2 separate regions of the Homo sapiens genome follow, and region 2 is linked to region 1. Evidence: read pairs that join two places in POLR2A ChIA-PET (ENCODE). Cell type or tissue: K562. All regions are shown on one strand.

Evidence for each region. Peaks named below come from ENCODE experiments on the same cell type or tissue, not always from the same donor. Only the 100,000 strongest peaks of a DNase experiment are listed, where the experiment ranks them.
Region 2: POLR2A ChIA-PET joins it to region 1 with 5 read pairs; 1 of 35 experiments calls an interaction of 5 or more read pairs at or near these places.

Annotation. Positions count from the first base shown.
Region 1 is chr19:4,652,318-4,657,317 of GRCh38, forward strand. TNFAIP8L1 (TNF alpha induced protein 8 like 1) reads left to right here. Exons shown (of 2, transcript NM_152362.3): 2 at 1-3,251. The coding sequence ends at 113. Among named protein-coding and RNA genes, the nearest start is that of TNFAIP8L1, 15 kb to the left of the region's middle. RefSeq lists a silencer at 2,415-2,464. In K562, a CTCF peak has its summit at 2,492 (motif pointing right); a DNase peak (open chromatin) is centred at 2,554.
Region 2 is chr19:4,308,947-4,313,946 of GRCh38, forward strand. It overlaps FSD1 (fibronectin type III and SPRY domain containing 1), which reads left to right. Exons shown (of 13, transcript NM_024333.3): 5 at 1,327-1,349; 6 at 1,529-1,650; 7 at 2,896-3,105. Among named protein-coding and RNA genes, the nearest start is that of FSD1, 6.8 kb to the left of the region's middle. In K562, no CTCF peak of the experiment used is centred here; a DNase peak (open chromatin) is centred at 1,985; H3K4me3 peaks cover 252 bases.

The DNA.
Region 1 (5,000 bases):
TAGCCGACTGCGACTTCCTGGCTGCGCTCTACGGCCCCGCCGAGCCCTACCGCTCCCACCTGCGCAGGATCTGCGAGGGCCTGGGCCGGATGCTGGACGAGGGCAGCCTCTGAACCCCGGCGCCGCCCAACCGCGCCCCTCGCGCCTTTTGGGGCTCTCCTGCTGGGCGCGGGTGGGGTTTGTGGGTTTTTTTCCACCTCTTTTCTCCCAATCGGACTCCGGCCAAACTCCCCTAGACAGATGGGTGACCTGTCTCCTTTGAGAGGATGCTGAGGCATCTGTAGCAGCTGTTTCAAACACCAATGTCACCTCTCCTCCTGGCCCCCGCCCAATGGGGAGAGGAATTTGGGGCCCTACTCTGGGGACCACCTTTCACCCGTTTGTACTTTCTGGGCCACGCCGACCCCTGGGTCGCTTGATGTAAAAGCCAAAAGCTGCTGCCTCCCACTTGGATCATGTCGCCTGGGATTTTCATCCCTCGCACAAGGACTACGGGTTCACACGGTGAACTGGGGGAAGGGAAGTGTTAGGGGGCAAGTCGCGGCACCCCCCCTTCCATAAACTCACGTCCTAACCCCCAGGACCTCAGAAGATGATCTGATTTGGAAATAGGATCATTACAGATGGAATTAGTTCAGATGATCTCATCTTGGAGTAGGGTGGGCCCCAATTCAAGGACTGGGGTCCTTAAAAAAAGGGGGCCTGGGGCAGGGCGCGGTGGCTCACGCCTGTAATCCCAGCACTTTGAGAGGCTGAGGCGGGCGGATCACGAGGTCAGGAGATCGAGACCATCCTGGCTAACACGGTGAAACCCCATCTCTACTGAAAATACAAAAAATTAGCTGGGCATGGTGGCACATGCCTGTAGTCCCAGCTACTCGGGAGGCTGAGGCAGGATAATCACTTGAACCAGGAGGAGGAGGTTGCAGTGAGCCGAGATTGTGCCACTGCACTCCAGCCTGGGTGACAGAGCAAGACTCTGTCTCAAAAAAAGAAGCGGGGGAGTGGGGGATTGAGGCCACGTGCAGTGGCTCACTACTCTAATTCCAGCACTTTGGGAGGCCGAGGCAGGAAGATTGCTTGAACTCAGAAGTTCAAGACCAGTCTGGGCAACATGGTGAGACCCTCGTCTCTACAAAAAAAAAATTATCGTGGTGGGCCGGGCGTGGTGGCTCACACCTGTAATCCCAGCACTTTGGGAGGCTGAGGCGGGCAGATCACAAGGTCAAGAGATCGAGACCATCCTGGCCAACATGGTGAAACCCCGTCTCTACTAAAAATACAAAAATTAGCCGGGCATGGTGTTGCGTGCCTGTAGTCCCAGCTACTTGGGAGGCTGAGGCAGGAGAATCGCTTGAACCTGGGAGGCGCAGGTTGCAGGGAGGCGGAGGTTGCAGTGAGCCGAGATTGCACCACTGCACTTCAGCCTGGTGACAGAGCGAGACTCGTCTCAAAAAAAAAAAAAAAAAAAAAAAAAAAAGTGACTGTGGTGGTGCACACGTATAATCCCAGCTACTTGAGAGATGACGAGGGAAGATCACTTGAGCCCAGGAGTTAAGAGGCTGCAGTGACCGATGATCATGCCACTGCACTCCAGCTTGGGTGAGAGTGGGACTCTGTCTTAGAAAGAAAAAAAAAAGTATTTGGACACAGACATGCATGCAAGGAAGGCCAATGATGCCGGCCACCACCAGGAGCTGGGAGAGGCCCAGGGCAGATCCCCTTCAGCCTTGGAGGGACCTAGCCCTGGCCACACCTTCATCTCAGACTTGCGGCCCAGAGAACTGAATGAGAATAAATGTGCGTGAAGCCCCTCAGTCCACAGGATGTGGTACTGGAAGCCCCCACTCAAGAAGGCTCCAGTGAATGCTGGCACGTTCAGCCAGGATGCCTCCGTGAAGCTGGAGACCTCTGCCCTGGGTCGGGAGGGGAAACTGCTCCAATCCAGGGACTGCCACATGGGAGGGGACGGAGCGTGCCCACCTCCCAGGGGTGAGGGGGGACCCACCTGAGATGTGTGCACATTTTATTTATTTATTGTTTTGAGACAAAGTCTCGCTGTGTCACCCAGGCTGGAGTGCAGTGGTGAAATCTCGGCTCATTGCAGCCCCTTCCTTCCAGGCTCAAGTGATCCTCCCACCTCAGCCCCGGGTAGCTGGGACTACAGGTGTGCACGAGCACACCCGGCTAATCTTTGTATTTTTTGTAGACAGAAGGTCTCACCATGTTGCCCAGGATGGTCTCGAACTCCTGGGCTCAAGCGACCTACCTACCTCGGCCTCACAAAGTGTGCACATTGTAATATCGTGATTTCATATTTGGAGAATCAGCAACCAACCAGCCAACCATGTTGCTTTTATAAGACAGAGCTGAGAAAGCAAAGCTTGGCTGTCGTCTTGGCTCTGGTACCACCCACGAGATGCGGGCGATTCTCAGCTCAGGGCGTGGAGGCGTGGTGTGGGGGAGTCTATTTGCCATTTTTGTTTGTCAGCAGGGGGCAGGGGTTCTCAAAGATTGCAAAATGCTGCTGCAGGTCAGGAAGGTTATTTTGGGTGCCTGTGGGGGAGGTGAAACAAGGTCCCATGACTGTTTTGCAGAACCTTGTCTGTGGAGGGTAGAGGTTGCGGCAGGGGCCTGTGGGCCTTACTTGGTGAGAAGGTAGGTCTAGCTGGCTCCATTCAGTATTTGAGACATTTGGAATTTGTCTGCATTTAAAACCAAGAGATCACACACACCTGTCTGGATTTGGAGTTTCTCTTGAAAACTCGCCAGTCCGGCCGTCTGAGCCTGCACTGACGCCTGGTGAAGCTGTGCAGGGGCCGCCCCTCTCCCTTTCACCACAGTCCTCTCCACTCCCTTTCGCCTCTCCCTGGCCTGCTGCACTCACTGATAGGAAATTCTGACCCCAGACTCGGAGCAGCCTTCCCGTGGTTCGGTTTTTGCTTCCGCGAAAAAGCCAAAGGCCTTGGCCAGAGAGCCAGCTGTTCCTACCTCTACCCCACGCTTCCAAGGCAACCTTCTCCACTTATCTTAGGCCGAGAGACAGCTCTTCAAGAACGTACATGGATCCTGATTTTCTCACGAAGTCCCGATGGAACCCTGTGCTGTTGAGACATCAGTGTGTAAAACTCTCTGTGTCCCTGTTGGGCTGTCCAGACAGTCTGGACTCTTGTAAATTTGAGATTTAATTAAAGGAAACAAACCAAATAGGACTGCGGAACAATTTAAATAAAAGCACACACCAGCCTGGGCGCAGTGGCTCATGTCAGTTAAACCTAGTGCTTTGGGAGGCCGAGGCAGGAGGATCACTTGAGCCAAGGAGTTCAAGACCACCCTGGGCAACATAGCGAGACCCTATCTCTAAAAATATATATATATAAGGCCAAGTGCAGTGGCTCACGCCTGTCATCCCAGCACTTTGGGAGGCTGAGGCAGGCAGATCACCTGAGGTCAGGAGTTCAAGACCAGCCTGGCCAAGATGGTGAGACCCCATCTGTACTAAAAAGTACAAAAATTAGCTGGGCATGGCGGCGGGTGCCTGTAATCCCAGCTACTTGGGAGGCTGAGGCAGGAGAATCACTTGAACCTGGGAGGCGGAGGTTGCAGTGAGATGAGATCGTGCCACTGCATTCCAGCCTGGGCAACAGAGTGAGACTTGGTCTCAGAAACAGAATAAAAAAATAAAAAATTATAGCCAGTCAGGGTGGCATGCACATGTGGTCCCAGCTATCTGGAAGGATGGCTTGGACCCAGGAGGTTGAGGCTGCGGTGAGCCGAGATCGCACCACTGCACTCCAGCCTGGGTGATGGAGCAAGATCCTGTCCAAAAAAAAAAAAAAAAAGCACACATATGCACACGTAAGGTCAGAGGGGAAGCTCCTGTGTGTCCCGAGATGCCCTGATGTATGCTGGTGCATCAGGCCACCCGGGCATCATCCTTGATGACAGCCAGGGATCCAGAAGCTGTGGGCGAATCCCAGCTGACCAGGAGAGAGTCCCCCTACCTTGGCCAGGGTACTGGTGGTAGGCACTGTTTCCCACGGCCTTTTCTGCACAGGAGGCCCTGGCAACCCTGTCGTGCTCATCTTCTGGGCCCCGTGGAGCCTCAGAGTCAAGAGCTGGAAAGCCTCCTGGCCTTGGCGGGGGGGTCTTCAGACCTCAGAGCACTGCCATTCTTGGTCTAGGGGCCCTTCCCGCTGATGTGTGCGGCCGTCAGTCCTTTCCTCATGTGGTGGCATCAAGTGTGTGCTGGGAAGTCAAGGCTGGCTGGTTCTTTTTCTTTTGAGACAAGGTGTCACTCTGTGGCCCAGGCTGGACTGCAGTGGCGCGATCTTGGCTCACTGCTGCCTTGGACTCCTGGGTTCAGGCGATTCTCCTGCCTCAGGCTCCTGAGTGGCTGGGATTACAGGTGTGCCCCACCACACCTGGCTAATTTTAAAATTATTTATTTTTTGGTAGAGATGGGGGTCTTGCTATGTTGCCTAAGCTGGTCTTGAACTCCTGGTGTCAAGAGATTCTCCCACCTTGGCCTCCCGAAGTGCGGGGATTCACGGGCGTAAACCATCCTGTCTGGTCTGTTTTTGTTTTTTAGTCACTGTTGCAACCCAGCTTCAAAAAACTACGGGAGGCTGGCCACAGTGGCTCATGCCTGTAATCCCAGCACTTTGGGAGGCCGAGACAGGTGGATTGCTTGAGCTCAGTTCGAAACCAGCCTGAGCAACATGGCAAAACGCTGTCTCTATCAAAAGAAGATGCAAAAATTAGCCGGGCATGGTGGCGTGTGCCTGTAGTCCCAGCTACTTGGAAGGCTGAGGTGGCAAGATCGCTTGAGCCCAGGAGGTGGAGGTTGCAGTGAGCCGTGTTACACCACTACACTTCAGCCTGGGTGACAGGAGAAGACCCTGTCTCAAAAGAAAAACAAACTAAGGGAAACCAATGCCCCAGGCTGCAGAGAGCAGGTCGGCCTTGGAACATCCTCCCGCGCTGGGGCCTGTGGCAGC
Region 2 (5,000 bases), 340 kb before region 1:
CACCTGTAGTCCCAGCTACTCAGGAGGCTGAGGCAGGAGGATGGTGTGAACCCGGGAGGCAGAGCTTGCAGTGAGCAGAGATCGCACCACTGCACTCCAGCCTAGGTGACAGAGCAAGACTCTGTTTCAAAAAATAAAATAAAATAAAATAATTAGCTGGGTGTGGTGGCACACACCTGTGGTCCCAGCTACTCAAGAGGCTGAAGTGGGAGGATTGTTTGAGCTCCAGAGTTCAAGGTTACAATGAGCCGTGATTGTTACACTGCACTCTAGCCTGAGGGACAGAGCCAGACCTTGTCTCAAAAAAAAAGAAAAAAAAAGTATTCATTGTTGATCTGAAATGCAAATGAATAAATACTTTTTTAGTATAAGGGTATATATGTGCACACTAAGAACTGCATTTGTGTGAGTATATCCCAAAGAGTGCATGGGACATAGTCATGATTTATCTGAAATGCCAATTTAACTGGGCATCCTGTAGTTTTATTCAGTGAATTTGCCAGCTGTATGGGCTGGGTGTGGGCAGGAGGTTGGGGTGGGGATGGGAGCCTGTCTTGGCCATCCTCTGTCTTCAGGGCACAGTCCAGAAGTGCAGGGACACTTTGGCAAATACCTTCCTCGAGAGGCCTCAGTCTTCATGTCTGTAGAGTGGCTTTATGATTTGGTAGAAACAAATCTTTGGGCCGGGCGCAGTGGCTCACGCCTGTAATCCCAGCACTTTGGGAGGCTGAGGCGGGCCGATCATGAGGTCAGGAGATCAAGACAAGCCTGGCTAATACAGTGAAACCCTATCTCTGCTAAAAATACAAAAAATTAGCTGGGTGTGGTGGCGGGCGCCTGTAGTCCCAGCTACTCGGGAGGCTGAGGCAGGAGAATGGCGTGAACCCGGGAGGCGGAGCTTGCAGTGAGCCGAGATCGTGCCACTGCACTCCAGCCTGAACGACAGAGCAAGACTCCATCTCAAAAAAAAAAAAACACAAAAAATGAAACAAATCTTTGGGCCAGGCACGGTGGCTCATGCCTGTAATCCCAGCACTCTGGGAGGCTGAGGCAGGCGGATCACCTGAGGTCAGGAGTTTGAGACCAGTGTGGCCAACATGGCAAAACCCCATCTCTCTAAAAATACAAAAAATTGGCCGGGTGTGGTGGTGGGTGCTTGTAATCCCAGCTACTCAGGAGGCTGAGGCAGAATTGCTTGAACCCAGGAGGTGGAGGTTGCAGTGAGCCGAGATCTCTCCACTGCAATCCAGCCTGGGCAACAGAGCAAGACTCCGTCTCAAAAACAAAAAAAGAAATCTTTGAATGTTGTTCTGTTCCTCTCTCTAGGCTGCCAAGCAAATCAAAGATGGGTAAGACACTGGGGTCTGGCCCCCACCCCACTACCCTGCCCCTGGTGTGAAGACAGGGGCCACCTGGTGAGGGTGTCTCATCTCAGAGCCCTGGACGGGAGCCCTGGGGAGGGGCCCCCTCGCGCCACGGATGACCAGGCCTGGTCCCCCACGCAACGCCTGCCACCTCCTTCCTGCAGAGTGACCATGGCCCCTGCCTTCCGGCTATCATTGAAAGCGAAGGTCAGTGACAACATGAGTCACCTCATGGTGGACTTCGCGCAAGAGCGGCAGATGCTACAGGCACTCAAGTTCCTGCCTGGTGAGAGGGGCACGCACTAGAGGGCCAGGACTTCCGGGGAATGACCTGGGAGGCTAGGAGGCCCTGAAACAGGACCTGGAGTATGGTGGACGACCCGGTGTCTGAATTCCGCCTGGGGGAGGTGGAGCTCTGAGAATTCCACGCCCTGTGGGGGGTGGAGTTCTCATGGAGCCCCGCCCCTGGGTGGAGCCATGGGAAGACCCCACCCACTGTGTAGTGACATCCTGGGAAAACTCTGTACCCAGGGGTGGAACTGTGAGAATACCATGTCCTGTGGGGTTGGTTGAGTCCTCATGAGGCCCCGCCCTGGGGTGGAGCCATGAGAAGGTCAAACTCACCAGGTGGGAAAATCCTGTCCCCAGGGGTGGAGCCCTGAGAATAGCACGTCCTGTGGGGGTGGGGTATTCATCAAGTCCCGCCCATGGGTGGAGCCATCAGAAAGCCCCACCCACCAGGGGGTGAGGTCCTGGGAAAACTCTGTCCACAGGGGTGGAGCCCTGAGAATACCATGTCGTTGGGGGAGTGGAGTCCTCCCGAGACCTCCTCCCTGGATAGAGCCACGAGAAGGGCCTGCCCACCACATGGTAGCTCCTGGGAAAACCCTGTTTCCAGGGGTGGAGCCCTGAGAAGGCCACGTCCCCGAGGAGAAATGGACTGAGAACCCAGCCTGTCTATGATGCAGCCCCAAAGAAAGCCGCATCCCTCATTGGCAGAGATTTTGGAATAATTCTGCCTGTAAATGATGGAATCCCAAGAAAGCTCAGCCCTCCCCCAACCCACTGATGGAACCTTAGCGTCTCCATGGCCGGGCGCGGTGACTCACGCCTGGAATCCCAGCACTTTGGGAGGCCGAGGCGGGTGGATCACTTGAGGTCAGGAGTTCAAGACCAGCCTGGCCAACATGGAGAAACCCTGTCTCTACTAAAAATATAAAAAATTAGCCGGGCCATGGTGGCTCACGACTGTAATCCCAGCTACTCAGGAGGCTGAGGCAGGAGAATCGCTTGAACCAGGGAGTCGGAGGTTGCAGTGAGCCAAGATCGTGCCACTGCACTCCAGCCTGGGTGACAAGAGCAAGACTCTGTCTCTAAAAAAAAAAAAGTCTCCACCCTGCCAAACATGGAACCCCTTTGTGGCCATGCCCCCAAAATTGTCCAACATGTGGTTGGGCAGCCCTGCAGCAAGCCCCCTGCCCCCTGAACCAGGCACAGAATCCCGACCCCCTCTCCTTTCCGTCTTGGTCAGTGCCCAGCGCACCCGTGATCGACCTGGCTGAGTCCCTGGTGGCAGATAACTGTGTGACCCTGGTGTGGCGCATGCCGGATGAGGACAGCAAGATTGACCACTACGTGCTGGAGTACCGGCGGACCAACTTCGAGGGCCCGCCCCGCCTCAAGGAGGACCAGCCCTGGATGGTCATCGAGGGCATCCGGCAGACAGAGTACACCCTGACAGGTAAGGGCAGTGTGTGCCAGCTCCGCCCAGCTGTGAACAGCCACCTCTTCCAGCCTCCCGTCTCGCCATCAGTCACTGGGGGCCTTGGGGACGATCCCCAAAGCTCATGGGGTCTGGAAGCAGCCTGGGGAGGTGGATCAGAAATATGAGACAGTGGCCAGGCGCGGTGGCTCATGCCTGTAATCCCAGCACTTTGGGAGGCTGAAGCGGGTGGATCGCCTGAGGTCAGGAGTTCAAGACCAGCGTGGCCAACATGGTGAAACCCTATCTCTACTAAAAATACAAAAAAATTAGCCGGGCATGGTATCGGGCACCTGTAATCCCAGCTACTCAGGAGGCTAAGGCGGGAGAATTGCTTGAACCCGGAAGGTGGAGATGGCACTGAGCCGAGATCGCGCTATTGCACTCCAGCCTGGGCAACAAAAGCGAAACTCATCTCAAAAAAACAAAAAATAATAATAATGAATATAGGCCGGGCGCGGTAGCTCACGCCTGTAATCCCAGCACTTTGGGAGGCCGAGGCGGGCCGATCACAAGGTCAGGAGATCGAGACCATCCTGGCTAACACGGTGAAATACTGTATCTACTAAAAAAATACAAAAAATTAGCCGGGCGTGGCGGTGTGCACCTGTAGTCCCAGCTGCTCAGGAGGCTGAGGCAGGAGAATGGCGTGAACTCGGGAGGCGGAGCTTGCAGTGAGCCTAGATTGCGCCACTGCACTCCAGCCTGGGCGACAGAGCAAGACTCCGTCTCAAAAAATAAATAAATAAATAAATAAATAAATAAATAATAATAATGAATATATTTTTCCAGACATGGGATCCTGCCATTTCCCTAGGCTGGTCTCCAACCCCTGGCCTCAAGCAGTCCTGCCTCAGCCTCCCAAATAGCTGTGTACTGTCCTCGGAGCAGGGAACAAAGCAGACAATAATCTTTTCCCTCCTAGAGCTGGCGTTCTGGATTCACCCTCCAAGTATTTGGGGTCCTCCTTGGCAGTTACAAGAAATTGAAAGCTGGCCAGGCATGGTGGCTCAAGCCTGTGATACAGCACTTTGGGAGGCTGAGGCAAGAGGATTGCTTGAGGCCAGGAGCTGGAGACCAGCTTGGGTAACAAAGCAAGAGCCCATCTATAAAAAAAAAAAAAATTTAAAGTTACCTGAGCATGGTGGTCCCCGCTACCAAGGGAGGCTAAGGTGGGAGGATTGTTTGAGCCCAAGAATTGGAGGCTGCAGTGAGCCATGACTGCACCACCGCACTCCAGCCTGAGCAACAGAGCGAGACCCTGTCTCTACTAAACAAAGAGAGAAAAATAAAGAAAAAAAAAAACAAAACCCAAGGAATCCACCCAGCTGGTGGAGGTAGGGTCTGAAGGGGGAAAGCCTCCTGGGCCGGGCGTGGTGGCTCACACCTGTACTCCCAGCACTTTGGGAGGCTTAGGCGGGCGGATCTTGAAGTCACGAGATTGAGACCAGCCTGACCAACATGGTGAAACCCTGTCTCTACTAAAAATACAAAAATTAGCTGGGTGTGGTGGCGGGCGCCTGTAATCCCAGCTACTCGGGAGGCTGAGGCAGGAGAATTGCTTGAACCCAGGAAGCAGAAGTTGCAGTGAGCTGAGATTGCGCCACTGAGCTCCAGCCTGGTTACAGAGCGAGACTCCGTCTCAAAAAAAAAAAAAACAAAAAGCCATCCTGGCCAGGCGTGGTGGCTCACGCTGTAATCCCAGCACTTTGGGAGGCTGAGGTGGGTGGATCACTTGAGGTCAGGAGTTCAAGACCAGCCTGGCCAGCATGGTAAAACCCTGTCTCTACTAAAAATGCAAAAAAATTAGTGGGGCATGGTGGCGGATGCCTGTAGTCCCAGCTACTTGGGAGGCTGAGGAGTGAGAATCACTT